Regions from separate parts of the Mus musculus genome. Here regions 1, 2, 3, 5, 6 and 7 are each linked to region 4. A link is a loop called in an ENCODE intact Hi-C map of the cell type or tissue named here. Cell type or tissue: left cerebral cortex. All regions are shown on one strand.

Region 1 (4,000 bases), 57 kb before region 4:
ATTTCCTGTGTGTCTGTGTGTTTGTCCTTTCTTCAGCCACTCGCCACCCTGTCAGGGCTCTGGGGTCCAAGCCACATGGCTTGCAGTGTGCTACTTACACAAAACCTGCACAGAACCAGGCTGGTCCACATTCACGAGGCCCCACCCCTCTCTGAGGAGGCATTGACAGTGTTGCTAGGAGAGTCTTTTCTTTAGTGCTCTAACCTTTCTTCAATTGCCTGTGCTCCAGTAAATAACCCCGCCCCCCCGGCCCCCCCCCCCCCCGCATCCCCCAGCCAGGCTCAAGAAGGCAACGCTAATTAAAGTCAGTGGGTCTCAAAAATCCAAAACAAACACACATGAAAAGGACATAACAACCGGAGAGGGGCTTCTTCGGAAGAAGAAAGAATGGCAGTGGTGGAAGAGGGATGAAGAAGAGAAGTGTGTGTGGAAATTTATGTATGAAGCTGTAGAAGAATAATAAATTTAAAAACTTTAAAAGCAAGCAAGCAGTCTGGTTTTCCCTGATAGGCGGTCGGAACTAATTTAGCTGAGTGTGGAGGAAAGTTTGAGTTGAAGAGCATTGGGCTGGGAAATGAGGAGAGGGGCAGTGTGGTTTTCTTTCAGCTTTAGAAAGAGTCCCTTAAGATTTAAAATTATATATATATTTGTGTATGTGTGTGTGTGGGTTATGTGCATGTTTGAGTGAAGGTACCTCAGAGTCTATCCACATGATGGGTGTTGGCTTCCCAGAAGCTGTACCTACAGGTGGGTATGAGCCATCCAACCTGGGTGCTAGAAGTCAAACTCTGACCCTCTGTGAGAGCCATCTCTCCAGTATCTGGGTCTCAGATTTTTGGTTTAGCCTTTTTGAAGTTCCAGTCTTGGGGTTAGCTTGAAGGCTTAGGTCCCAGCTGTAACGGTGTAGCTGGGTCACGAGGGTACTAGGTTATCAATAGGGTAAGCCACTGGTGAGTTAATGGCTAAGTGAATTAAAAGGAGATGGGGTCTAGCTGGAGGAAAGGACATCTTATTCTCAGATCCTTCCTTCCCAGACTTCTCTGTTTCACAGCTGTCCGGGGGGGGGGGGCAGCTTTCCAACTCTACATCCCTCTGACATGATGCACTTACCACAGGCCCAGAAACATAGCCATGCACTGCAATGTCAAATGCTGTGGGCCAAAATAAATCTTATTTCCCAAAAATCAATTTCTCAGGGAGTTTTCCCACACTGACAAGTCATGTCTAATATGCCCTTTGAGCAGAAGCTAGTGTTAGCCCATGGCCAGCATTCCCACATTCAATGGCACAAGATCAAGGGAGAAGCTGAAGTGTAACCTGCTTTCCTCATACCAACCTGCTGTGGTCGTCTGGAGGAAAGACAGCACCAACACCACTAGTACATTTCTTTTAAGATGCATTTTATTTTAAATTATGCGTGTAATTGTCTGTGTAGGTATGTGAATGTTTGAGTGCAGATACCTATGGAGTCCAGAAGAGGGTGTGCAACCCCCTGGAGTTGTAGTTCCAGGTAGTTGGGAGCTGCCCAGCATGTGTGCTGGGAACCAAGCTCAGGCTATCCACAAGAGCAGTACATGCTCTTAACCACTAGGCCACCTCTCCATCCAATCCCAGTTGTGACAGGGTTTCTCTGTGTAGCCCTGGCTGTCCTGGAACTCGCTCTGTAGACCAGGCTGGCCTTGAACTCAGAGATCCCAAGTGCTGGGATTAAAGGCATGTGCCACCACGCCTGGCCTGACACGCTTTACTGTGTCTTATTATTTTGCTCTAGTTTGAGCAAGTTTTGTGTTCAGATTTGGACCCAGGTGTGCTGTCCTTAAGAACCCAAAGTCCTCAATGGCATACATAGTCTCATTGGCCTATCCTTGTTGGCTATAAGGCTGTCTGGGTTAATGCCCCCTGCTATAACAGAGAAGTGACATTCCAGCTCCCCAGCACAAATGATGTTTAGTTTGGTTCACAAAACAGTGAAGGACCACGTTCAACACAGTGACACAGGAACCTAAAACTCCTGCTTTCACTTCTGCCATCATAGGAAAGAGAAGGGGGGAGAAAGGACAGAGATAGCCTCATTCTGGTCTGTAAAGGAACCACTCAGTTCTGAGTCCTTTTGTAGAGACCAGCCATATGGGGGTAGGTGCTAGGAACTGTGGTTTGAATATGGGTCCTTTCCCTTAAAGGTCCACGCATTAAAGGCATGGTACCTGGGGTGGTGCTATTTGTAGGTGCTGTAGACTTCTAGGGCTAGGTCCTTAGGTCTCTGGGAGATTGTGGTTCTCTTCCTACTTTCTAGAGATGGAATGTAGGTAATGGGTTTAGCTGAGAGATCGCCTCCTCTAAAACTGGTTCATATGATAGATAGGAACACCCATTAAGCTACTTTTGGAACCTAAATCTCTTGTTTTTCTCGTCTTCCACAGGGTCTGAGAAGAGAACCACGTCAGTATTACTTTTTTTTTTTTTTTAAAAGAAAATCCAACTCACTTCCGGGTTTGAAAACCTACCCGTCCCTGGGACAACCCCCCCCCCCCCCCCGCCCAAAAAAAAAGCCTGCCTCTCACTCGGTTCCCTGATGTTTCTCACCGAGGCAGAGGCAGCTGCCCTCTGTCTTTCCCAATAAATACCTTGTGTGTGTTCTTGTCATGCGACATTGGACAAGGGGGGAGGTTCTTATGAGAAACACATTCTTAGGTTGCTTTGTAGTTGTGTGGAAAACCAAGAGCACTGGCGTTAACATGGCTACAATGTCATTAGGAGCCACCGGTTATATTTTGCTCATTGGTGACTGAGGTGTCTGTTTTGTGGCATGTGACTGGAGCAAGACTGTGTTTAGACATTATGTTAAGCATAAGGTGGGAATGGGCGAGAAGAGGATTTCATTTATCTTTGGTTAAATTTGCCCATTGGTGCTTTGGGGGTGAGCATAAGCTATCCCTTAGTGTCCCTTCCTTTCCTCTTTCTTGGAATCCCAAAGCAAAGTCGCAGATAAATGGGCACAGAGACATTCAGGACTCCTTCCTCACTTCCCTCTTAAGAGGTCGCAGATGATTTTGGCCAGAGGGTGGCCAGGACTCCAAGGTAAGTGTAATAAAGACTGCGCCCTCTCTTCCGCCTTTGGGTGAGAAGGGTGGGGGTGGGAAGACCGCTCACAGGGAGCTCAGCAACTCAGGGAATCAAAAAACCTGAAAGCCAGGGGAGGAGCTGAGCAGGGGCGGGGTGGGGGCTGTGTTGGTGAAGGCAGCAGCTTCCTTGCGGAGGTGTCCTCCCTCAGTGACGTCAGAGGCGGCTGCCGTTGCCCTGGTAACTTCACCTGATCCGGGGCGGTGAGTGTATGTGCTGATTTCAAGGCTCTCTCCTTTAATGAGGAAGAGCTAAAAATGAATCTCACTATCCCATAAAAAGCATGGTAATCAAAGGCGTTACTACCCGGTACTAGGCGTGTGTGGGTGAAGACAGCCGGGGGCGGGGGAGGGTGGATGATGCTGGAAGGACCTGAAGGACATGTAGGGGACCAGATTTCCTTCATAGAATCAGTTAATGAAAAAGGGAAGCGTGGGTTCATCTTCTAACAGAGTTCTTCATTTCCACCGTTTCTCAGGAAGTTTCCTGTTGAGCCATGTTGTGTATTATCCTGGAGTCCTGCTCTAGAGCCAATTGCTCTGGAACTATTACAGAGCTGAAAATCATGAGAAGCCAGTGCAGTGGAGACCCCGGAAATTCATCCTCACATCATAGGGCTTCTCATCTATTCCCCTTAAATGAGTGTGCACTCCCTAGTCTCTAGATGCAGAAAAGGTCGAGTTTATGATTTTTATACATGAGAGGCATGCATTGGCACCACAGACTGTCCCACCACATGGATAGGAAGCTCCGCATCCTTCTGGCTGTGAGATCTTGGCCCAGCTAACTGCCATGTCCGAACTTGAGGGGCTTTTCAAAATTTGAAGTCCGCTCCACAGAACTTTAAGGAAATACTGACCCGATGCATGCAGTGTGCTTA
Region 2 (4,000 bases), 450 kb after region 4:
GCAAGTGCACACACAAACTCACAGGAGTGAAATGTAGAAACCTGAGGCTCACCACATTCCCACAGCAGGAAAGATCATTAGAGGACCAGGGGATACCCTGAATTGGTGTCAGGATCTTGGGTGGATGCAAGTGATTGGACAGAAGGGCAGTGTGAACATCCACAAAGCAATTGGTGGCTACCAGATTGTGGTCAGTGTACAGTGAGTCTATGGTTGCTGTCCACATTGCCCAATGACATGCTGTGACCTTATGGAAGTGACACTGCAGTGGCCTCTTCTAAGCTGTGACTGCTGAGCTATCAGCAAATGAGAGCAATTGGGGGCGACTTTCTGCTTTTTCGCTGTCACAAATAAGTATACAATGAAGGTTCAAAAAAAGAAGGAACCAAAGAAATGAAATGGGAGCTTGCCATTCAAGCACAGTCTCAATGCACGTCTGCTAGCTTGTCACCCTCCTCCAACTAAATTACTACCCCTGTGTGCCTCCCACACAGAGATAACGGTGTTGCCAACGAGCGTGGGTTAAAATGCAACCCCGGTGAGCTAATCCACTTCAGTGAAATGTGTGTGAGATCTCATGTCGACAGCAGGGCAGAATAAATGCTTTTGCAAGCCTGGAAATAAATTATTGGCTGTCTAAACATCTACCAAATTTAGATGCCAGCGGAACTAAAGACTTCTTCCTCCTTTCTTTTCCTGTTCCTCCTTTCTCTTTTTTCTCTTCCTCTGCCCATGCTGTCTCCTTCCCCCTCATCCCCGCCCCTTGGAACAATCTGAGCTTTTAAAGCACTGCTTGGCCTCATCTTCAGCAACACTCCCTCTTCTCCACTGCAAAGGAAGAGCCACAAAGGTGCAAATGATGCTCTTCCCAGACCACCAGCTCGCTGAGGCCTTTTGTTCCTGAGCTTCATTGATCTGTAAGAGCTGGTGCTCTTCTGGACATCACTGCTTCTGCATTTGAACAACTCCATCCAGGGACTCAGGCCAAGACTGGCTTCGCTTCCAGGTCTGCAGGGCTGTGTGCTTATGATGTGTGAATTCTCACCATAGTCCCTCAACTGACCCCAAGAGAAAGCTACATAAAGTCTTTATTTCATGAGTTTTCATATTCAATAAAAAATCATTTTATCTATTGTCTATCTATATATCTATCATCTATATGTATATAAATGTATTTATTTATGTACTTACATATGTATATATGTATTTATTCTGTATTTCTGTCCATCCAATCATTCTTCTTTCTTTCCTAACCATCTACCCACCCAGCCTTCCATCCATCCATCATCCATCCATCCTTCCACCTACCCACCCACCCATCCATCTGTCCATCCATCCATCCATCCATCTTTATTTCCTATCTATTGATCCACCCATCCATCACTACCCTCAACCATTACCCACCCATTCATCCATGTTCTTCTGGACATCACTGTTTCTGCATCTGAATGACTCCATCCAGGGTCTCAGACCAAGACTGGCTTCTTTTCCTGTCATCTAGGACTTTCTGGTAGCTACCCCCAGTTCCCCATCCCCCACTGATACACACCTCTGTTCAATTTCCTGACCCTCTGTACATCTCTCCCATTTCCTCCCACACCTGATCCTGCCCCCCTTTTCTCCTCCCCTCCTTTGTCCCTCCCACCTCTCTCCTTCCCTCTACTTCCTGAGATTATTTTGTTCCCCCTTCTAAGTAAGACTGAAACATCCACACATCTAACAGCAAAAATAACAGGAAGCAACAATCACTGATCCTTAATATCTCTTAACATCAATGGACTCTTCCTTCCTCCCCATTAGAGAAAAATACCACAAGGTCATTTTTTAGTATACTGTTTCTGTGCTGGAATTGCCATTTCTTCAAGAGTTCCTGATTTCTTTTATTAAAAATTTATATTGATAAATTGATGTCTATGACACTGAAAAGACAGCTCAGCAATTAAGAGTACTGGACTACTCTTCCAAAGGACCCAAGTTCAATTCTTACCACCTGCATGGCAGCTCACAACCATCTGGAACTCCAATCCCAAGATACCCAAAGTTCTTCTGGCCTCCATGTGCACTGCATACACATGGTTCACAGACATACATACAAACAAAACATCGACAAGTACATATTTTTTAAAAAGATAAATTGAGGTCTGCATGCTAGTAGAAATATATGTATATAAATTTATGTATGCAAATAAGCATGTAGATATACACATATTTACATAAACAGGTGTGTAGTCTCAAAATGATGACTCATTAGATGCTGCTAATACAATCCAACCCTTTGAGATTTTTCCTTGCCTACCCCTTTCCATATATGTTCTTTGTCCACAATGAGTTAAGTTAGCACTCAGGAAATGCATAGTGACTCATATTCTTAGTCCTATAATATATCAAAAGTAGATTCAGACTTCTTTGTCCATCCAACTAGAAGAAGGAATTCTACTCAGTTTAGAATCTCTTAGCTTCTCTCCTCTGTTCAAGACTTAGGATATAATGTAAATGCCATGTTCATAATTAGCTGGCTTGCTCATTCTTTCTCTCATTCTTTGTGGTTATACAACTTATCTAAAGTGCCCTAACAGTTTGTTTGCTTCAGCTTACTCTCAGTGGAAAGTCCTTTTCTCTTTCCCATCCTGTTTGCTTCACTATTTCATTTGTTTTGTTTTGTTTTGTTTTTTGTTGGTTGGTTGGTTGATTGGTAGGTTGGTTGGTTGGTTGGTTGGTTGGTTGGTTGGTTGGTTGTTGGTTTTTTTGAGACAGGGATTCTCTGTATAACAGCCCTGGCTGTTCTAGAACTTGCTTTGTAAACCAGGCTGGCCTCGAACTCAGAGATCTGTCAACCTCTGCCTCCCAAGCACTGGGATTAAAGGCATGCGCCACCACTGCCCAGCTTCAACTGTATTTTTTTTAAGGTAGAACATACAAGTTCTTTCAAACAACAAAACTGCACACAATGTTATTCCTAAATACCACCCCTTCCCACATCCACTTTTTTTCCTTTCCAGACCCATCATTTAATGTTTTCTGGTTTATTTATATTTTCTTTTATAAAGAAAAATATGTGCATTTTAAAGAATCCTCTTCTTTCTTACCAGAAGAAAAGATGCTTCATATATTCCTTTGGCTTTGCTTTCTTAATCTTTAACAGTATGATTTGATACATGTTCCACTGTGGTTTGTAAGTACCGTTCTTATTCTTTAATAACTATATAATTTCCCATTACATGAACTATGACATTTTTTGTGTGGAGATTTAACTATATCTGGAATCTGGAATTATATATATGTGTGTGTGTGTGTGTGTGTGTGTGTGTGTGTGTGTGTGTGTGTGTTTGTATGCATATATATATATATATATATATATATATATATATATATATTATAATACATATATATGTACATATATGTATCTATCTGTGATTAATCTTTGGCATTTTTAATGTTAGAGATACATAATTAATATGGAACCTGGGGTAAAAAAGAGTGCTAACATTGTCAAAGTTACCTCCCCAAAACTAGCACTGTTTGACATTTTCCCAACAGTTTATGAAAATACAGTTTTCTATACTAGTAAGAGAGTACATTGCTACTCTCATAAGTGTTAATAGTTAATAGTTAAGATCTGATCCCCCAGTTTCACTGTGTTGTCATGAGTGATATTACACTAGCTGAGACAAGACAGACGGGAAGAAAGTGATGCATGATCTTGTTTATATGTGGAAATGTCTAAAAGGAAAATGCATAAAAACAGGGAGAATGGTGACTGTGAGGGGCAGAGAAGGAGAAATAAGATGTGTCAAAGGATACACATGAGTATTGTTATATTGCAGGGTAACTATGTGATGTAGAACAATAACATACATGTGTTTTGAAAAGAAAATAGTATTTCAGCTATGCATATTGTATAAACATCTCAAGGAAAAAAGATAAAACTTACAAATAGAACAGAAACGCTACCCAAGTAAGCAGAAGTTGCCAAACAAACTAGATAACACCTTGCTGATTC
Region 3 (4,000 bases), 250 kb after region 4:
TGGTAAGACATAAGGACTCTGGCATCTTACCTCAAAGACATCAGATTTGAATTTAACATTCCAGAAAAAAAAAGTATCAGAATAAAAGATGAAAGAAATGTGAGCTCTTGAATTTTAATAGACACAGTATCATAAAATTTTCATCAAATGACTTAAATCTATCACCCGTAGGTTCCTTTCTCTGTATTTAGAAATACTTTTTCCTAATGAATCATATCTGTGACTTGCATTATGATTCCAAAGTATTGTCCCTAGGAGAGATATTTTGACCATAGACTGAATACACACTAAATTATTCACTTGTGAAGCCTCGTGTCCTGACTCGGCCACCCTGATATGGCTATTGCTTCAGAGAGTCAGAAAAAGAAATTCAAGGACTGGTCACTTAAGTTTGTCGCCTCAGATTCCTTTCTAAAATTCAGGATTATTCCAACATGTCACATGCGAGACAGGCCAAGTAGGAGGGAGGGGTGGTGGGGTGCAGGCTTTTTAATAGGAGACAGTGGCAAGACAACAGTACAGTCAGACAGTGGCCAAAATCTCCAATTACAGTGAAAAAATACGACCGTCTCAACACCTTCTGAATTGTTTTCTGCTTAAAAACTCTTCTCTGCCAGCATCTGCTCACTGTGCAAGATAACGGCTCATTTTGATGTCTTCTTTGGAATATATCATGTACTTTGATAATACTGTGCAGCCCAGGCTTTGCTTGAGCTTGGGAATTTGGAATCATCCTGCCTTATTCTTGGGAGTACTGGGATATATGTGTGGTCCACCATACCCAAATGCTTAGAAAATCCAGATTGTATTCTTCAGTTATGCATTTCCACAATCCATATCACCATCTGGACCATTGTTCTTTCACAGTCCTCTCTTTATTTATTTTATTATTTTGACAGAAAGTGTCAGGGAGAAAGGGGAGACACCCATCTATTCCAGTGGCCGAAATTCTTTAACGTTCAGTTCCTTGGGACACAGAGAGAAGGCCTTACTGTTCTCTTTCATACTGCAGGTATTGCTTCCTTCAGTGGCTCATACTCAGGGCGATGTGGGATAATGTCTCTCAGTTCAGTTTCTCACAGTACCTGAGATGGGTGCTCAGGGGAACCAAAGAGATGGGGAGTGAGCAAGGTCCCAAAGGTTTTGGGGTATGGGGGGGCATGTGTGTGCATATGTGTCTGAGAGTATGTGTGTGTGAGTACATGTGTATGTGTGCATGCACAAGTGTGTGAGTGTGTGTATGTGAGTGAGTGTGTGTGTGTATGTGTGTGTGCGAGCACAAGGGAATGTGTACATGTCTGCGTCCACCATGTGGGTGTGAGTGTGTGTGTGTGAGTGAGAGAGAGTGTGTGTCTGTATGTGCATGTGTCTGAGTGCTTGTGCGTGTGCATGTGTATGAATATGTATGTATGTACGCATGTGTACGAGTGTATTTGTGTGTGTGTGAGTGGGTATTTATGGGTACACATGTGTTTGTCTATGTGTGTATGTGTGTGAGTCTGTGTAACTGTGTGAAAGAGAGAGAAAGAGAGAGAGAGAGCAAGAAAGAAACAACTAAGAACATCTGTATTGAGATGGAATGAGAGCTGAGAAGGAGCAGGATGGGGCAGAACGTGCAGAGACCAAGTGTAAAGTGCACAGGCAGGCTCCTTCAGTTTACTTCAAATAATTCCAATCGTCTGACAAAAAAAAATTGTATGTACCACACTAGACTGAATGTGTCAGTTATTTTATTTGGAAAACTTTTGCACATGGTAGGCAGTAAAAATATTTGTGGAATGAATGAAATTATCACCAACACCCCTGAGCCATATGAGAACTAAGCTTAAAATCCTTCTCATTAAAATGCCTTTCTGCAGCTCAGGGCCCCTTAGTCCTGACTCGTTTTTATTGGTAACAGTGGCCATCTGTCCAGGCTGACTGCTTTGAAGGTCATCGCTGTCATTCTTTGCACCACATCGCTTGCTGGTTGTGGAATCTTCCTGTTTTCTTTCTTTGCTTTTCATTGTGACTACATGGCTAATACCCTGACCCTGCCTCTAACCATATACAAGAGACCTTGAGAGCAGCTAACCACTGTGGGATAGTGAGCACTGTGTGCTCTCACTCTCCTGGGAGTTTGAGGCCATTCAGGCAGCAAGCAGTGGAGCAGGCTGCTAACCCTCCTGTGTGCTTCCAAGTCAGAGCACTTGAGCCCAGCGTGGGGTGCCGTGTGTTCTGCAGTGAGAGGATATTTAGTCAAGGTTGCTGACAACTGACAGCAAACACCTGAAGGCTCCTGAGGACTGAGCACCAAGGCCCTGGTACCTCGAGTGCTATAATCAGTGTGGAATTAGAAAATTCACGGTGTTCTGGAAGCTATGACCACTAGAACCTGCAGCTTACCGGATATAATGCAGTGATCTGGCATGAGCAGGGTGGGTGCGCTACCTCATGCTATAAGGACAATGGAAGAAAAACCTGATGTCTGTCAGCAACCTTGAGAAGTATGCTCCTTCCCACCCTTCTACCCAGTACTCTGGGGACTGTCCGTAGCCATCCTGCTTGCTACAGCTCTCTGTGTGGGTGTGGGCTCCCCAGTGCCCTTCCCTAGGGAGGTCTTTTGGCCTCCCAGCAGGACCTGCATTCACTGCTTCATTCCTTTCAGCAAGCCTGACAGAAACTGCTCTCCATCAGAAAGTGACCCAGGACCATTCTTCTGTCAGTTCCCACAGAGCCTAAGAGGCAAAGTCTGACTGGTGCCAATCATAATAGGCCCCTTTGAGCCACCCCGGGCCAGGCTGCACTCTCTGAGCAAGCAGTGTGGCTTTCTGTATCCTGACCTTTCTAGCAGACCAAAGGCAAAAGTGGGAGCTAAGAGATGGTTAAGAGGCCTGGTTGCCTGTTGCCCAGTGCCAGTTCTGCTGTTGGCATTTAAGACCTCCATTCTCATTTAGTCATTGTTGTTTGCTTATGAGGACGATCAGAATAATCCTGTTTCCCAGCCAGGGCTCAGAGAGATGAGACAGAACTCCAACTATACCCTAGACTCTACCTTTGACAAAGTGACATGATGCTGTCATCTACAAAGTTTGCATTTAAGGACTGTGTCATACAAACAGTACCACACATACAAAATCATGTTTTAAATAAGGTTTGATTTTGTGTTGGGTCAAGTTCACAGCCACCCTTGGCTATATAGGAACTGTGGGCTGCAGCTTGAATACACCTTTCCTAGGGAGTGTCCACAATGAGTTGTAAGTCTGTTCTGCCAATAAAGCTGACGTTTCTCTTATGCCACACTACCATAGCACCTGTCTCTCATGCTTCCCTCTGCAGAAATTCAAACAAAAGACGCTAGTCCTCTGTTCAGCTGCGGCCTGCATCCGCACATTGTTCATTTCACCACACTCAGGTTTGTAAGCTTCCTCTCACGCACCTATTTTCCATAGCAGCTTCATCGCATGGATGCAACAGAACCCCGGATCTTGCACAGTTGCCTTCGACCACGGTTAAGTTCACTTAGAGCCGTGGCCTCCATTCTGTACTCTGAAATTCTGAAACATTCATCACAAACTGCTTAGCAGGCAGTACTGTCCTTCTGTGTCATATAAAGGTCGTCTAGGCCAGCATCAGAAGGCTCAAGCATGGGGAAGCCAGGAACCTGGGCTCCAGGGCCATGGCAGGCTAATCCCAAACACCCTTATAATGTCTACATGACATCAGGCAAGTCAGGTCCTCTGAATCTCCCTTTGTCATAGAGCTTAAGGAACTCCATGCTTATGCCAGGACCTGGTTTTCTGTCTGTGGAATGGAGACAATCTGAGTCTCCTGCTTGTGTCCCATACTCTCACAAAGGCTTGGCAGAAGTAACCCGATTTCTGTTAAGCATGGAGTTATCTTCTCAAACCTTCACATGCATCTTTTGATATAAATGTTAGTGCTTTTTAAACAAAGAAACTGAGGCTCATAGAAATGAATGACTCTAAGGTTCCACTCCTAACCACTTTGTGGTTGAAAA
Region 4 (4,000 bases):
TGTCAAGTTGACACAAAACTAGCCAGTACAGGTATATTTTCAAGGTAGTCTCACATCTTCATCTCTGTTTCATGCTGAAGAATGTCAATGTCTGCCCGTGCCTTGTCATGAAGTCATTTCACCGTTGTTTGATTCTGGCAAAACAGGACGATATTGTAGACTGACGCTGTGAGAGCTGAGAGTCCCCCTTAAAAGCACCTGCAAGCTTCATTGCTTCATACACGTTGCTATCCTAGTTGGCATCAGCATTCTGCTCAATGACTATCTTTGCTTATTTAGGGTGTTAGTGGGCAATGAAGCCATGTAGTTGATGAGAAAACAGACTCACCCCTTCTGAGTGTGTCCAGATGGCTTACCTGCTAGACCCCCTGCTCACTGCCTAGCTAACAGATGTCCTTGATGTCTAGCAAAGAAAGTTCTGGTGCTCCAGTGTACAGGGTGGCCTGGGCATGAGAGTGAACATTCTCCTAAATCCCCCTCCCTGCCAAGTGTGCGTGACAACTACACCCACAGAGAGACTAGTTGCCTTTGCTTGCTCGTCATCAGAAGATAAGATGAACCCTGAAGGGAGGTACACGTTCTGTGGCAGAAGTGCCTTCTCCCGTGGCCTCTTTCTGCCCTGGGGCTTGGGGTGAGCTGTCACCTTCACATTGCCAACCTAGGACCCGCACAGGAAGTCTCAGCCACTTGCTGGCTCTGTGCAGGTTGGAAAAGTACACATGACAAGCATCCTTTGGCAGGCAGAGCTTGCAAAGAGCCTGGGAGGGTGGGTTGGAGCTGGTACCCTTCTAGGACAGTAACTCTGCCTTCCTTTTTCAAAGAGGAAATTGGCCCAATGTCCATGGACAAAGCTGCATGGATAAGACCTGTGAGCAGAACACAGAGCCCATGTTCTGCCTCATGACCATTTCCTACCGAAATGAAATAATGAGATTCTCCCTTGCCTCCCAGGCTTTGAAAGGAAACCTGCCCCCACTGGCACTCAGTCCCTGGCTCCTTCTCCAAATCATTACTCCTGCGTTTTAGCTGAGCACCTGTCGATTTCCTTGAGGGCTTTTTTCCTTTCTGTTCTCTTCTGTTGCCATCAACAGCTTGCTTTATGAAATCACTTCCCTAACTAATTAAATCACCATTCCCAGTAAATGTAGGCTCTGTTACAACACTGAGGGCCAAGTGAGGAAGGAGCACAGATCTGTGGTAGAGGTGAGGCTTCTAGAAAGAGTGGCTGTTGTGTTCAGCAGATAGCTTCCTTATGACATGTGAAATTTAATCCTCAATGACATGAGGATTTTCCATAAGTAAATCCTTTTTATTATTCCCACCTTACAGACATTGAGTGTGAGTTACAGTGGTCCCATGAGGCTCTGCGGGCTGTGACGCCTCTTCTGGTAGAAATCGAGGCATTGTGTGTATGTGTTTCCTGTCCAAACCTAATCAGTTGCACCTCTGCTCTCGAGGTCCTTTATCAGCGGTGGGGTAACAGCAAGGACAAGTAGAGACCACAACTGGATCTGCTTTCTTTTGTTTCAAAAAAATGACCACCCAGAAACACCAGGGACCCGAACTGGCTGCAAAACCATTTACTCTACATCTCATCTGTTTATTAGACGTGATTGGAAATAAAGTCCTTATCTGGGGGTGGGTGGGAGTGGGGGTGGAGAGGTGTCATAGGGTATGCCTGTTAGCCAAGCCAGCATGAAATGGATCGTGAGTTTGAAGGTGAACCAGCAGTTCACTGGGCCTTTTCTCAAAATAAAGTAGAAAGAAAGAAAAAAGCAAACAAGTGAGAGGTTACAACTTTCAACTAGTAAGCGTTGAATCTATCTATCTATCTATCTATCTATCTATCTATCTATCTATCTATCTATCTATCTGCTTCAGGCAGAGAGGGTTCAGAGACAGCAGGTGGCACTCTTTCTCCTGGAACAGATGGCTGCCTGCAGCTTGCCTTCAGACTGAGCAGGGGATGGACACAACCACTCTAAGGACTTGGCAGGCTTTAGGTACTCAAGAAGAACAGGACAAAAATTCTCTGCTCATAACTGTTGGCCAGATGTAAGCATCCTAGGGCCTGAACACACTCAGAGGCCCTACCTGGGCTTGGGCTACTGATGAGCTTGGATAGGCGTGGTCCCTTCCTATGACCTTCTCACAGTGACTGTGTTTCTAAAAGGTAATTAGTCCTCAGCTAAAGACACCTTCTGTACCTTTCTAGGCTTTAGACTGTGATGCAGGAGAGCCACGTGGCCTCTCAGTATGGTAAGTTTACTGCCACAGGGAACTGGGAGCTGGCCCAGAGGTAAAGCGCTTGCTGAATAAAGATGAGAATGGGAGGAATTTGGATTCTTAGCATCCATGTAAACACTGGGTGTGTGTGTGTGGAGACCTACCTACCTCAGTGATGCTTGGGAGGCAGAGAAAGAGGATTCCTGGAGTAAAAATTCTAACTAAACTAGTTGAATTGTTGAGTTCTGGGTTCAAGTGAGAAACTTTGTCTCAGTGTATAAGGTAGAGAGTAATCAAGGAGGATACTTAGCACCAATGTCTGGCTTAAACACACACAGACACAGACACAGACACAGACACAGACACAGACACAGACACAGACACAGACACAGACACAGACACAGACACAGACACAGACACAGACACAGACACAGACACACAGACACACACAGGCACAGACACACACAGACACACAGACACACAGACACACAGACACACACACACACCTGGACATACATAAAACACACACATACACACATAGATGTACATATCACACACACAGAACAAAAACATGATATACTTATCATAGGCCATATAGAAAGGTGAGAGACTTGGGATTTGATGTGCCATGTTGAGTGAGATATGTCCCCTGATGGGAGATGCAAGGATGGTAAGATCCTGGAAGACCCTTCTTGCCCAGAAGAATGGGGCTTCATTTGAGAGATGTTGGATATGGGAAACACCTTATATTAGGTTCACTTTCAGGACAAATTAAAAGATGCCCTTTGCTCCATGAATGTCACCAAACAATTCCATGTGAGGGGAAGTGTCCACTGAAGTAGAAGTGATGGAGCTGGTAAGGTCACTTGGCTTCAGGCAGATCACTTATCAGTGCTCCACAGTTGATTGTGATTAATTACTGGTGTGTGTGTGTGTGTGTGTGTGTGTGTGTGTGTATGGGGTAGAGTGTGCACACACAAGGGATTATTAAGAGTGAATTGTTTGGAAGAGAAAATATATAAGGCAGGGAGAAGAATCATGGGAATTCTGCACTTCTAGTCCCATGGTCAGTGTTGATGCTCACAGTGACCCAGCCCACTGAGGAAACCATGGGAGCCGAAGCTGATGCACATTGTGCAGTAATATGTGTGTGTGTGCGCTCATGTGTGTGCTCTTTATGTAGCTGGTGAGCCAGCCCTGAATGTCTCCTACTGAAGTTCACATCTTCTAGCTTTGAGGACAAGTTCAGTCAGCTAAGTTCTAGTGGAGAGACAGAGTGACCTTGTCTTTTGCTCCTGGAAGCACTGAAAAAAGTTTAATAGAGTGGAAAGGCATCATGGCTCATGGGTGGTAGTGATGAAGGAACTGGTGGTGGTGATGGTGGTGGTGGTAGTGGTGGTGATGGTGATGGTGGTGGTGGTAGTGGTGGTGATGGTGGTGGTGGTAGTGGTGGTGATGGTGGTGGTGGTAGTGATGGTGATGGTGGTGGTGGTGGTGATGGTGGTGATGGTGGTGGTGGTAGTGGTGGTGATGGTGGTGATGGTGGTGGTGGTGGCGATGGTGATGGTGGTGGTGCTGATGATGGTGGTGTGTGTGAGTGTGTGTGTGTGTGTGTGTGTGTGTGTGTGTGTGTGTGTGTGTATAACTTTGCACCTTTACCTAAAAGATCTGGTCATTACTGTTATCAGCGATCATTAGCTGTCAAGAGTACCTGCTGTGTAGGGCCAGATGTTGAGGAGGACATGGAAGTCAACATGGTTACCTATCAAGTTCA
Region 5 (4,000 bases), 670 kb after region 4:
TAAATATTTTCCCTGATCTAAAATTAGTTCTGTTGTTTGTCACCTTTTCAAGAAACACATTTTAGAAGCTTCTCAAGGCTATCTGGCTTTGCTTATACTTTTTAAAGGACTACACAGTTTTGTCTATTTTAGCTACCCAAAGTCACAGCTAAGGAGACCTGCAAATCTAGACACAATATTTCAAGAACATTGCTTCTTCTGCTGGTTCGAATGGCTCTGGCATAGCTTCAGGAAGACTACATTGCCACGTATACAACAGGCTTCAAAATAGACACATCCTTGGCTATAAATCAAATAATTCTTGCCCTCGCCTGTGCAGTGTGTTCTAAAATTAAATTCTTGCCCTCTCCTGTGCAGTGTGTATTATGTTCACTGGTACAGACCACTTTCCCCCTAGTCCCCAGCATGCTGATAATGAGACAGCTTTGATGCTGAGGCTCCTCAAAGTATGGTGCCAGCTTTCAGTAGTGTGAGCGTGACCTGGAAACTTAACAGAAAAGCAAGGTCTTATGGGATAGATTGGTGCAGGCCTGTGACCTCAGATTCTTGAGAGTCACAAAAAAGAACCACAAAAAAGTCACAGCCTTTCTATGTCCACAACTCAACCTACCCAACCAAGGGAAATCATAAATGTGCAATTAGTTTTGTCTTAATTTCTCCTACTCTTTATTCTTTAATTTGAAAATGATGAAACACATAAAATGAAAATAAAGTTGTATATCATGAAAGTAAATTTTCCCCTACTTTAGAATTTCAGTTCTTAATAAAGGCATTCATTGCTGTGTTCATTTCTCCCATGTTCTTCTAAAATGTTCAACCCATTCACAAGCATACTTGTGTGTGTGTGCACCATACATTTTATGCTTTACTTAATTTCCATATATGAGTTGTTAATAAAAATAAACCTATGGTACAGGGTATGGCATCCATGTGAAGTTTAATAAATAGTTTTGGAGCTAACTACCAGCGACATCCCAAGCCGGAGCTCTTGTTACAGGTCTCCAACAGTTAGCCTCCCCCCTTCGGAGGTGACTGCTTGGCTGTGGAAGGCTCACTCCTGTATGCTTTACCACCTACTCATTGTTATTTTTTATTGATACATAAGGTAAATGAAGACGGGAAAGAACAAGAAGAAAAGACAAGCTAAAGAAAAGGAATGGAGAAGAATGTAAAGAAGGCAAGAGCAAAAGGCAAGAGACTGGAGCAGAGGAAAACAAAAAGATTTCATGGGAAAATGCATAACTAACAGATAAGTATAAGAAGGGAATAAACCAAAAACATATACAAGCCTTTTTAAAAATTGGAAAGAGCCGGGCAGTGGTGGCACACGCCTTTAATCCCAGCACTTGTGAGGCAGAGGCAGGCAGATTTCTGAGTTCGAAGCTAGCCTGGTCTACAGAGTGAGTTCCAGAACAGCCAGGACTACACAGAGAAACCCTGACTCAAAAAAACAAAAACAATAACAAAATCGGAAAGATACAGTCAAAAAACTACTAAAGGTAGATAAGGAGACAAAAAAAAAAAAAAAAGGCTGATAGAAGATTGCTCAATAAAGAAAAAACAAAATTAGACAAGGGCATGGAGATTATGGAGATGACTAAAAAAGATGGATAGAAGACGGTATAAAATATAGTAAATATTAAAATAGTAAAATTAAGTAAAATGTTCCTAAAAGTACAACGGAAAGACCAGAAAGGAGTGCACAGTGTCTTCCTGTGCTTTCTGCTGCTCTGTGCTGAACTGTGCTGGTGACTGTCTGACATCCCCAAAGGCCTTCACTTTGCTAGTTGCTTAGCAGCGGCCTCTGCTGGTCACAGTTAGCTTTTCAGTCCCAGGGTTGGACTGACTGCCCCACCCTTCTGAGTCTACCAATTTGTAGCCCCTGAGGTGACTGTGAGGCAGGGGGTTGCTCCCAAGTATCATAATGTGAGGAATGCAGCCACAGGACTGAGGGCTGCACAAACTCCTGGGCATTAATCATCGTGGAGGACTGTGATGCAGATAACAAGCACACACACACCCCCACTCACACCCGGAGGTTCCCCGAGTTCTTCACCTCTCCATCAGTGAAGCCTACAATAGGCACTTGGCTCCAGAGACTGGTCTAGCCACAGACCTCAGGCTCAGAGTCATTCTCAGTGAATGAAGTCAGCTCCCGGTGCTAGAGGCGAGACTTTCGTTATACATGGCATTGTTTGGATGAGCAGCTTGAGATCTGCATTTCTGGGGCTTGTCAGCAAATCGTAGAATTAGATTGACACTTCTGAAAGCTATAGCTTGTCTTGAGGGCAAGACTCCAGGTAGTGTTCATCAGAGCTTCTTAGTCACACCACTGGTTTCTAACTAGAGCACTCAAAGACAAAGTCCAATGCACGTGTGCTCAGCAAGCCTGTGACTGCAGCGTGCCTTAGGAAGGTAAGTGCTAAAGAAAGTCACAGTCAAGTCCAAAAGTCAATATGGGAGGAACTACACAAACCTCTGAATATCAATGTGGTAGTTTCAAGGAAAATGGCCCCCACAGACTCATAGGGAGGGGCATTATTGGAGGTGTGACCTTGTTGGAGGAAGTGTATCACTGGGAGGTGGGCTTTGAGGTTTCAAAAGCTGAAGCCAGCCTAGTGGCTCACTGTCTCTTCCTGCTGCACTGCAGATCTAGATGTAGAACTCTTGACTACCTCTCTGTCACCATGTCTATATCTGTGCCACCATGTTTCCCCGCCATGATGATAAAAGACTAAACCTCTGTACCGCAAGCCAGCTCCAATGAAAAGTTTTCATTTGTAAGAGTTGCCATGGTCATGGTGTCTCTTCACAGCAATAAAACCCTAAGACAATCAAGAAACAATTCACTAGGGGCCACAAGTGCATCAACTGAGAGAGTGGTTCTGGTACCTTGACTGGGCAGAGTGAAACTTTTATCCTGCTCTCCTGCTCTTTTGTGGTCCCTCACAAAGAGCAGGAGAGCAGGAGAGCTGACCTTAACCCTGCTGGCGGCAGCATTGGGTGGGCTAGCTGGGGCAGTGCTGGAGAGCTTGCTCAGCTCTCTAATATACTTCTAGGCCCAGATCCAGGGGTCTGAGTTGGCCCACCCTAAATTCTACACCATCTGTGAACTGTTGGAGAGCACGAGAGGGCCAGTCCTGCAATTCCAAAGCAGAAGACTTGCCATGACATAGGAGGGCAACAACAGGATAACTGGGACGAGTCCCGGATCCAGTACCAATGGTGTGGCAGAAGCCAGAGGCCTCGGACCAGACCAATGACTCATTGCAGCGAACATTTCCAAGTGAAGATGTGTGGACAGAGGGAAATACTGTGGGACATGCTACAGCTTTGATGATGAGATGTTTTCTACACTTTAATTTTGTCGTCATTGTTGTTTTGTTTCTATTATCTTTTAGGGGTGGGGCTTGCAAGGGTGAAGAGTGAATAAGAAGGGGCAGAGAGATAAGATTCACACACACACACACACACACACAAATCAATTAAAACAAACAAACCAAGCAAACATAGAAGAAGAATCCTGGAGCTGGAGGTAGGACGATGACGCCACTACTGATAGACAGTGCTCTTCCAACTTTGATGAGCCCTACAAGCACTTGAGCTTGTGGACTATGCCTGTTCACAGGCCTTAACCTTGGACTTCTCAGCCAGGTTAGTATCTTCTGAGCTTGTTCAGTAGCTCTAGAGTAGGGCTGAGACATGCATTGGAGGTGTCTGAGCTGTCTCTGTGAACACTCGGTTTGAAAAAAAACTAAACTGAAAACTTCACAGTGGGCAATACCGCCATTTCCCCTGGGAATTTGTCCTACTCAGTATTTTGACTGCAAGTGCATACATCTGTGTACCACATGCATACCTGGTGCCTGTGAAGGGCAGAAGAGGTCACTGGATCCCTTAGAACTAGAGTTGCAGACAGTTGTGAGCCACCATGTGGATGCTGGGAATCAAACCCAGGGCCTCTGTAAAGACAAGTGCCCCTAACCACTAAGCCATCTCC
Region 6 (4,000 bases), 100 kb after region 4:
GTTAATCTTTTACCTAATTCACAGCACAGTTAGTAACTGAAATGATTTGTGCTCTCTACTTTCCTGGCTCCCTCACTGTAGCGTGTACCCCATAAAACAGGGCCAGTGCCCATCTGAATCAGTGCCTTTGACATTTGGAACACAAAAGGACACCCTAAGTAAGTGGCTGTTGAGTGTGTCCCTGGGAAGCCTGCTGTCATAATTGTCTTAATGAAAATATACAAAGACCAACACCAACTTGTTACTGTTTATTTGTTTTTGACACAATGTTTCATTTTCACAGTCCGGCCAGGTCCCAAACTCACTATGTAGACCAGGCTGGCCCAGAACTCTTAGAGAGCCGCCTGCCTCTGACCCCCAGTGTTGGGATTAAAGCCAAGTACCCCCATGCCTGTCCACCTTGTTACATTTACTGTGAAACTCCTCAAACAACACTACTGATCTAACTTTTAAAACTAGCCAGCCATTTACCATAATCTATAATGCACAAGTGACTCGGGGTGCCAATATGAATTATTTCCCCAAAGAAGCAAGTGGCGGTATACTTTGATCATGTGTTAAAGTGATTTGATAAATGGTTCAGACCCTGCCACTTGTTGAGTTTAAGTTTTACTTGTGTTTTCTTTTGCTTTTCCTAGGTGTGGGGACTGAAGTCCTAGAAGAGAGTAGCTGTGTGAACTTACAAACCCAGCGGCTGCCAGTTCAAAAAATCAAGACCTATATCATCTGGGAGGGGGCCATGAGAGCTGTAATGTGAGTGTCCACTCAAAGCTATAGCTTCTACTTCAAAAATACAGTAGGAAGAAGTGCGGCTCTCCTCTAGAAAAATGGGTCAGCGTGGAGGAAATCTTAGCTTAGTCAGTAGCTCGTCCTCTTTATCTTGTCTTCTTACTGTCCCATCTAATGACAATTATTTTTTTTAAGATTTATTTATTGTTATATGTAAGTAGACTGTAGCTGTCTTCAGACACATGGGAAGAGGGTGTCAGATCTCATTATGGATGGTTGTGAGCCACCATATAGTTGCTGGGATTTGAACTCAGGATCTTTGGAAGAACAGTCATCTCTCTTGAGCCATCTCTCCAGCCCCCTAATGACAATTATTGAAAAAAAAGAAAAGAATAGGACCCCCTTTTCTTCTTTTGCTCAGTTTATGAGTCTGCATACAACACAGATGAACATTGTATCCATTTCTGATGGCCACCCCAGGCTAGGACTTACCCAAATAGCCACACAAATGTAGGATACTTAATATGTAGAGTGCCACACCTTATATGTGGCTGTACCTCATAGGAACACACTCAGAATTCGCTTACGTGTTACCCCTGTCCTCCAGAATCCTGTCTGCAGAAGGAAAAATCTCTCTCCAATGCACACTTACCGAGTTTCACTCTTAGAAATGCACATAAGTCATCTCCAATTCTCCCCCAGAGCTGAGTTGTTCTAAATGGGAGAAGGAAGCAAGGCTGGAACATGGAACTAGATGGTCCTAAGAGTTCAGTTTCCCTCCAGTATTTGAATTACAGTTACCAAGCTCTGGCTGTCACCTGAAGATCTGTCTTCCTTCCTAAAGCAGACAGCAGAATGAAGGTGCTCATGGATGGTTCTGAAAGATGGCTTCTTCTGCCAAATTTATGCACAAATCCTCTTTCATCGGACAATATGGCTAACATTATGTTTTCTTTACACTATAGTTTTGTCACCAAACGAGGACTAAAAATTTGTGCTGATCCAGAAGCCAAATGGGTGAAAGCAGCGATCAAGACTGTGGATGGCAGGGCCAGTACCAGAAAGAACATGGCTGAAACTGTTCCCACAGGAGCCCAGAGGTCCACCAGCACAGCGATAACCCTGACTGGGTAACAGCCTCCAGGACAATGTTTCCTCACTCGTTAAGCAGCTCATCTCAGTTCCCAAACCCATTGCACAAATACTTATTTTTATTTTTAACGACATTCACATTCATTTCAAATGTTATAAGTAATAAATATTTATTATTGATGATGGCCCTATATTTGATTTATTATATAAAGGGAAAGGTTTTCTTTATCATTTGTTTTATTTCTCTCTCATTGATCTCTCTGTCTCCTCTCTCTCTCCTTGTCTCTCTCTGTATGTCTGTCTCTGTCTCTGTCTCTCTCTCTCTCTGTCTCTCTCTCTCGGACCTCAGATCTCCACAATGAAAAACATTTGGATCAGTGTTTGCTAGAGTCGGAAGCTGCCTCCATCGTTCTTAAGTTCAGCTTGTAACAGTCTCCAAAAACAAGTTACAGGGTTTTGCTGTGCCAGTGACAACGCTCGATCTATTTCAGTTTCCTAGTAGAGTATTATTTATAAAAGTGTTGAGAAATCATCCAGCTGTCCCCAGTTCCCACTCTGAGGGATAACAGCTCAGAAAGAGGCTCTGCTCAGGCTTGACTTCAGGCAGAATCTCTTACCTCTTGGTAGGCTGTTCACGTAAAAGTCAATGCTTTGTGAATTAGGCAATAACCTCCGGTTACCATTGTCTAAACTCCACGTTGCTACCTATGGGCTCCTAATACTCCCAAACATTGTCACATGGAACCTCTCTCAATGATCTGGCTCCATTTTATGGTTCTAGTATCCAAGAAGCTGATGAAGAACAAGAACTGGCCTTATCCTTGTAGTTGAGTTGAAGAATTCTGGAGGAGACATTGAGCGATAAATGCTAAGAACCTTTAGACAGAGTAGACCAGAGATCCAGAGTAGAAACAACTAGAATGTTACCTCCCAGCAAAAGGTCTGGTCATCTATTCTTTTCGCTTGTCATTCATCCACTGTGATTTTCAAAGATGTGTTCAAAGAGACAAGAGCTTAACACGCAACAACACCTTCCTTAGGAGATAGAAAACTAACAAGGTCACAGAAGATGGACAGAGTGATTTCTTTGTTTTTAAAAATAGTTTATTAATTCATTTTTAATCTATGTGTGTATGTGCCTTTGTGAGGTTATGTGGGCCACATGTATACAGATGTCTAGGAAGACAAGAGAGCATCAGACCCCCTAGAAGTGAAGTTACAGTGATGCCTGATGCTGGTAAATGAACCCGGACCCCCTGGAAAACCAGCAAGTGCCTTACAACTGCCCCATCTCTTGATCCCCGATTTTCTGCTTTAATTATATATTATGCCTTCCGAATGACTCCTAGTCCCTAGAGAATCATAATAGTAACGAGATTAACAACTGAAATAAATATTGTTTGATTTCTCAGTTTTAAAGAATTTTGCTTACCAGATATTTTGGCTTTAATAAGTAATGAAGGATACTTTCTTGCTTAACTAATGATGGTTCACTTAATCACATGATAAATCTGAGTTAAAGACAAAACAACACACATAAAAAAGATTCATTAGCTTTCCTGAAGGTCTTTGATCATTGCTAGGCAGAATTCAGACGGAACAGTTGGAAATGAGGCTCTGTGTTTGAAGTTCTGCATTCTCTTCAGAAGTCAGTTCTCCCGGGACCTTACTATACAAGAGGGCATAATGACCAGATGACTTAAGTAGACACAGTATTCTTATTTATTCTTATGTTATCCCCTTCCTTACTTCATAATTAATTTATTAAATTACCACTTACTAAGGGGCTTATATGTCCCAGAGCTGAACATCTAGCAGCGAGCAGAAAAAGTCCCTCTTCATTTTGATAGAACTGGGGCCTTCTTTCCCCTACTCCTCAAGCCTTTGCATCCCCAGGCCTTTGCAGATCATAGCAGTGCAGAGGTAAAACCAGACATCTGTCTCTGGTCCCACAACTAAAGGAAGCTTGTAGTGTGATAACAAAAACATATCCAGAGCAAGAGTCTTGGGTGCACTGGAGCAAATTTGTTAAGATCTTAGCATATAGGGAAGGTCAGAATAGCTTTTATCCTGGAAATAACACAAGACCAGAGGGATGAGACAGTTGTCGGGTTCCAGTACATTCCTGGCAAGACAAACAAATAGCACGCATGAAAGACTGATGGGGAGAAAGATCTTG
Region 7 (4,000 bases), 280 kb after region 4:
TGGTTTGCATGGTTAAAACTGCAAATGCTCTAGTTGATGCTGTCTGAAAACACACACACACGCGGGCGCATCAAGTGTAAAAAACGAGTCACAATGATGGTTGCGTTAAATACATTTCTCATTGCTAAGCCAGCAGCCAATTGCCAACACTCTATTGAAATTCAGTTTGTTAATTACTTACTTAATTACTTACTTACAGTGATATCTAACCTCTTTTAATCAGCTCATGGTCATTGTACATGTTTATGGGGTAGTGTGACATTTTAGTACATGTATACAATGTTTAATGAGTATGTGACAAACAGTAATTGGCACCCTCACCTCCTTGTCTCTAGAATCCAACATTTTGGTTTGCTTTTATTTCTGAAACCACTGTCTTGACTCATAGTGTCTTTGTTCTGCATCTAGACTCTTGACGGCTTCCTAACTTGCCTTCCTATTTCTAATGCAGTTTCTGCCCTGCAAAAATAATTACATCTCTAAAATATCATCTCACTGATTAGTTTCCCTAGTTAAAAACACCTTCATGGCTTTTCAGATTCTATTGAGAATGGAAGCCAGCCTTCTATGACCAACCACCAAGATGTTTCATCGTTTAGACCCGCCTACTTGTCTCTCCTTCTTGCATACTCTCACAGCTCATACTAAAATGCTTACAGGTCCTTAAATGTATCCCTGCCTCTTGCTGTCTGGGAGTTTGTGCTTCTTGTCCCTCTGCCTGATTCACTTCCTCTTCCTTCCTAGTCTTGGCATGATGAATCGTCATGTGCTCCTCTTGAATGCCATTGTGTCAGAAATCTGTCCTGATCTTCCAGGACTAGAGTGGCTGTTTTTCAAAATGGAACCATTTCTATCTTGGCCCCACCTTAAGTAGCATTCATTTATCTCTGTCGTGCTGTAAGTAATACTTATTTTCAAAGAAAGCCCACATCCCATTTATCACTGTTTCCCTAACATCTTGCACAACAGCTGGCTTATAACATGCATTCTTCAAATCATTTGTCAGATAAATTTTTTAATTAAAAAAAAAAAACTTGGCACTCAGAATGATCAAAAGCCTTGCCCAAAGTTCTTTGCCAAGTAAATAAATGGTAAATCTAAGCCTTTATCTCCCACCCCCTTTACCTCTCCCCTCTCCCATAGCCCCGGCTCTTCTATATGGTAAGGGCTCATAAATGTCTACTTACACTCATAACTCTCTTCAGAAGTGAAGAATCACATCTAGTGGTACATCAACCTTTCTTTCTACAAGGACAATGCCCAAACTTAGCACCACTTAACTAATTCAGTCTCTATGCTCTCTTAAGAATGTTTAACTGGCTTGGGAACAGTGCAATTCATCTTTAATCCCAGCACTCTGGAGCTGGAAGCAAGCAGATCTCTATAAATTCAAGGTCAGCCTGGTCTGTACAGAGATTTCCAGGCCATAGTGATATAGTAAGACCCTGAATTGGAAAAAAAATACGGAGAAGTAACAGAAGAAGACACCCAGTGTCTGACTCTGGTTTCTGCATACATATACACATGTGTGTGCACACATATGCACACATATGTACATATATACATATAAAGGAGAAAGAAAGAATGAAAGGAAGGAAGGAGAGAGAGGAAGAGAAAGAAAGAAAGAAAGAAGGAAAGAAAGAAAGAAAGAAAGAAAGAAAGAAAGAAAGAAAGAAAGAAAGAAAGAAAGAAAGAAAGAAACTAAGTCTAACTGGATTGAAGTGTAAGTAGATCTTGTTCCCAGACAGTGTGCAATGTGCTAATCAGAGATGTGCAGAGACTGGACTGTTGGGAATACAAAGAGGGAAGAAGCCCAGGTCTACCAGGAGGACTAGTTAAAAATGGAAGTGGTTACATAAAAGGGTTCACAGTAAAAATCTCAACACTATTCTTCTTTTTTAAAGTTATGACATTAGCAATAGTTGAGTTCTGTGTTCCCTCCTCAGATGGAAGATGTTCTTGACTTTGGCTATAAACATCTGCAATTCCGATTTAGACTTCTCCACAAGAGCTGCACAATCATCCTATTTTGGCTTCCAGCTCAGTTACTCTGTTACAAGCTTTGACTCCACAACTCTGGGGTAATAGAACACAAGGGCATAGTTTGAAAATAGAGCATGCATCTGCTGCGGATTGTTATTTTGGTTTAATGAGGACTTGCTGTTTCCTGAATTCCTATAATCATTTGATGAATTGTGCTGGTGACTTGCTCTGCAGGCTTTGAACATGTGGTACCCATTGGGGTACAGTGGCGGGGGGGGGGGGGCCTAACTCACCCTCTTCCCCATGAAAGCAATCTTCTAGTAAAACATTGTAAGGGCAAATGTGTGTATTGATTGCTGGCTAAATAGAGAAATGATGCAGCGATGGATAATTTGCTTCGCTGAATGAAGAGAAGATCGGCTCCACCCCATACTAAATACTCTCCGTTCCATGTCCTAATGTATGCCTGCATGTGTAAAGCATGTTAGGGGTTGTAAAGATGGATAAAACAGCTCGACCTTCACAGCATTTCTCAAAAGGAATCAGGAGCCATATCCACACACAAGAAAGGCAATCTGGGATGAGGGCTATTTGAGGCATAAGTAACCATTTTATTTGTTTACCCTGGCTCAATTTGCAAAGAACTTCCATGTGCATTGCCTCGTTCAGTCCTCACAATGGTCCTGAGTGTCCTGCTAGTGTCTTCATTTTGAAGTTACAGATGATATAGGATGAGAAGAGCAAATACCTTGTTCAACTTCCCACAGCTAGAGATTAATATGGATTTCTAAAATCCCAGCCCCACAGCTGAAGGCCATGGGAAGCTGAGAATGTAAACAGATACCATGAACTCTAAGTTTCATGGAGGACATGTAGCTTCAACTGTGGCTCCACCTTCCAGATGAGTCGAGTCAAAAGAAGGAAAGGAATCCCTGAGAAAGAGAAAATACCTGAGCTAAGAACTCTGAGGTGTCTGAGGTGGTGAGAGATGAGTAAGGGGATCCATCCCATAAACAACCACCAAACCCAGACACTATTGCATATGCCAGCAAGATTTTGCTGACAGGACCCTGATATAGCTATCTTTTGTGAGGCTATGCCAGTGCCTGGCAAATACAGAAGTGGATGCTCACAGTCATCTATTGTATGGCACACAGGGCCCCTAATGAAGGAGCTAGAGAAATTACCCAAGGAGCTAAAGGGGTCTGCAACACTATAGGAGGAACAACAATATGAACTAACCAGTACCTCCCAGAACTGTGTCTCTAGTTGCATATGTAGCAGAGGATGGCCTAGTCAGCCATCAATGGGAGGAGAGGCCCTTGGTCTTGCAAAGATTATATGCCCCAGTACAGGGGAATGCCAGGGCCAGAAAGCAGGAGTGGGTGGGTTGGGGAGCAGGGCTGGGGGAGGGTATATGGGACTTTCAGGATAGCATTTGAAATGTAAATAAAGAAAATATCTAATAAAAAGAAGCATGACTGTGTGTGACATTGTTTATGTCATCAAAACCAATGCATCAAATAAAAACTGTGGATGGTTTTAAGCCATTTATATGTTTCAGAAGTATTCTTGTCCTCACAGACTACTGATTTTGGAGAAAACCTACACACAAAAGAAGTGAGACTAAAAAGAGTGTCTTAGATAGTAGTCATATTATGATGTCCACATGAGTTCTAGAGGTGTAGAGTTTTATTTTGATTTATTTATATTTCCATTGATGTATTGATTGGCCTCAGGGAAGTCAGCTCTGGATTGTGGGGATCAAATTGCTCTAAAGAAATCAATGCATTCAGAGGTATTCACCATGGAGTTAGTCCCTGACAGTGTATTGAAAAGTTCAGAGTGAGCCGAAGTGCCTCGCTTTTACCTGGTGAGTGTTCTCAGATGGGCGTGTGGTGTGTGGAGCTGCCAAGGGATGCTCATGGGCTTGGAAAGGATTGAGGGGTTTAAGGAAAATGAGTGAGTTCTCTGTGTGAGGTGCGGAACTATGCTGACTCATCCCATTCTGAAACCA

The links. A loop is a pair of places that touch in the nucleus more often than their neighbours do. Peaks named below come from ENCODE experiments on the same cell type or tissue, not always from the same donor. Only the 100,000 strongest peaks of a DNase experiment are listed, where the experiment ranks them.
Region 1: a loop joins it to region 4, with 2.0 times the contacts of the local background. A loop is called at or near these places in 2 of 42 quality-filtered maps.
Region 2: a loop joins it to region 4, with 3 times the contacts of the local background. A loop is called at or near these places in 2 of 42 quality-filtered maps.
Region 3: it touches region 4 in a loop (3-fold over the local background); 2 of 42 quality-filtered maps call a loop at or near these places.
Region 5: a loop joins it to region 4, with 2.7 times the contacts of the local background. A loop is called at or near these places in 7 of 42 quality-filtered maps.
Region 6: a loop joins it to region 4, with 2.6 times the contacts of the local background. A loop is called at or near these places in 2 of 42 quality-filtered maps.
Region 7: a loop joins it to region 4, with 4 times the contacts of the local background. A loop is called at or near these places in 3 of 42 quality-filtered maps.

The regions. Positions count from the first base shown.
Region 1 is chr1:165,091,209-165,095,208 of GRCm38, reverse strand. 4930568G15Rik (RIKEN cDNA 4930568G15 gene) reads left to right here and starts at 3,279. Exons shown (of 5, transcript NR_040480.1): 1 at 3,279-3,323. In left cerebral cortex, a CTCF peak has its summit at 1,536; a DNase peak (open chromatin) is centred at 3,294; H3K27ac peaks cover 1,381 bases.
Region 2 is chr1:164,583,007-164,587,006 of GRCm38, reverse strand. No RefSeq gene overlaps it. Among named protein-coding and RNA genes, the nearest start is that of Gm26685, 82 kb to the right of the region's middle. In left cerebral cortex, no CTCF peak of the experiment used is centred here; DNase peaks (open chromatin) are centred at 534 and 2,486; H3K27ac peaks cover 1,098 bases.
Region 3 is chr1:164,779,162-164,783,161 of GRCm38, reverse strand. No RefSeq gene overlaps it. Among named protein-coding and RNA genes, the nearest start is that of Dpt, 16 kb to the left of the region's middle. In left cerebral cortex, no CTCF peak of the experiment used is centred here; DNase peaks (open chromatin) are centred at 637 and 1,859; H3K27ac peaks cover 970 bases.
Region 4 is chr1:165,033,834-165,037,833 of GRCm38, reverse strand. All of the region lies in intron 5 of Gm51669 (a long non-coding RNA gene), which reads left to right. Among named protein-coding and RNA genes, the nearest start is that of Gm51669, 25 kb to the left of the region's middle. In left cerebral cortex, a CTCF peak has its summit at 1,904 (motif pointing right); DNase peaks (open chromatin) are centred at 531, 1,033, 1,446 and 1,949; H3K27ac peaks cover 1,098 bases.
Region 5 is chr1:164,364,718-164,368,717 of GRCm38, reverse strand. The region is part of intron 9 of Nme7 (NME/NM23 family member 7); the gene reads right to left. Among named protein-coding and RNA genes, the nearest start is that of Gm39690, 52 kb to the left of the region's middle. In left cerebral cortex, a CTCF peak has its summit at 1,805 (motif pointing left); a DNase peak (open chromatin) is centred at 1,801.
Region 6 is chr1:164,929,648-164,933,647 of GRCm38, reverse strand. It overlaps Xcl1 (chemokine (C motif) ligand 1), which reads left to right. Exons shown (of 3, transcript NM_008510.2): 2 at 639-753; 3 at 1,695-2,004. The coding sequence ends at 1,863. Among named protein-coding and RNA genes, the nearest start is that of Xcl1, 3.9 kb to the left of the region's middle. In left cerebral cortex, no CTCF peak of the experiment used is centred here; a DNase peak (open chromatin) is centred at 2,352; H3K27ac peaks cover 1,052 bases.
Region 7 is chr1:164,753,964-164,757,963 of GRCm38, reverse strand. No RefSeq gene overlaps it. Among named protein-coding and RNA genes, the nearest start is that of Dpt, 41 kb to the left of the region's middle. In left cerebral cortex, no CTCF peak of the experiment used is centred here; DNase peaks (open chromatin) are centred at 2,055 and 3,992; H3K27ac peaks cover 349 bases.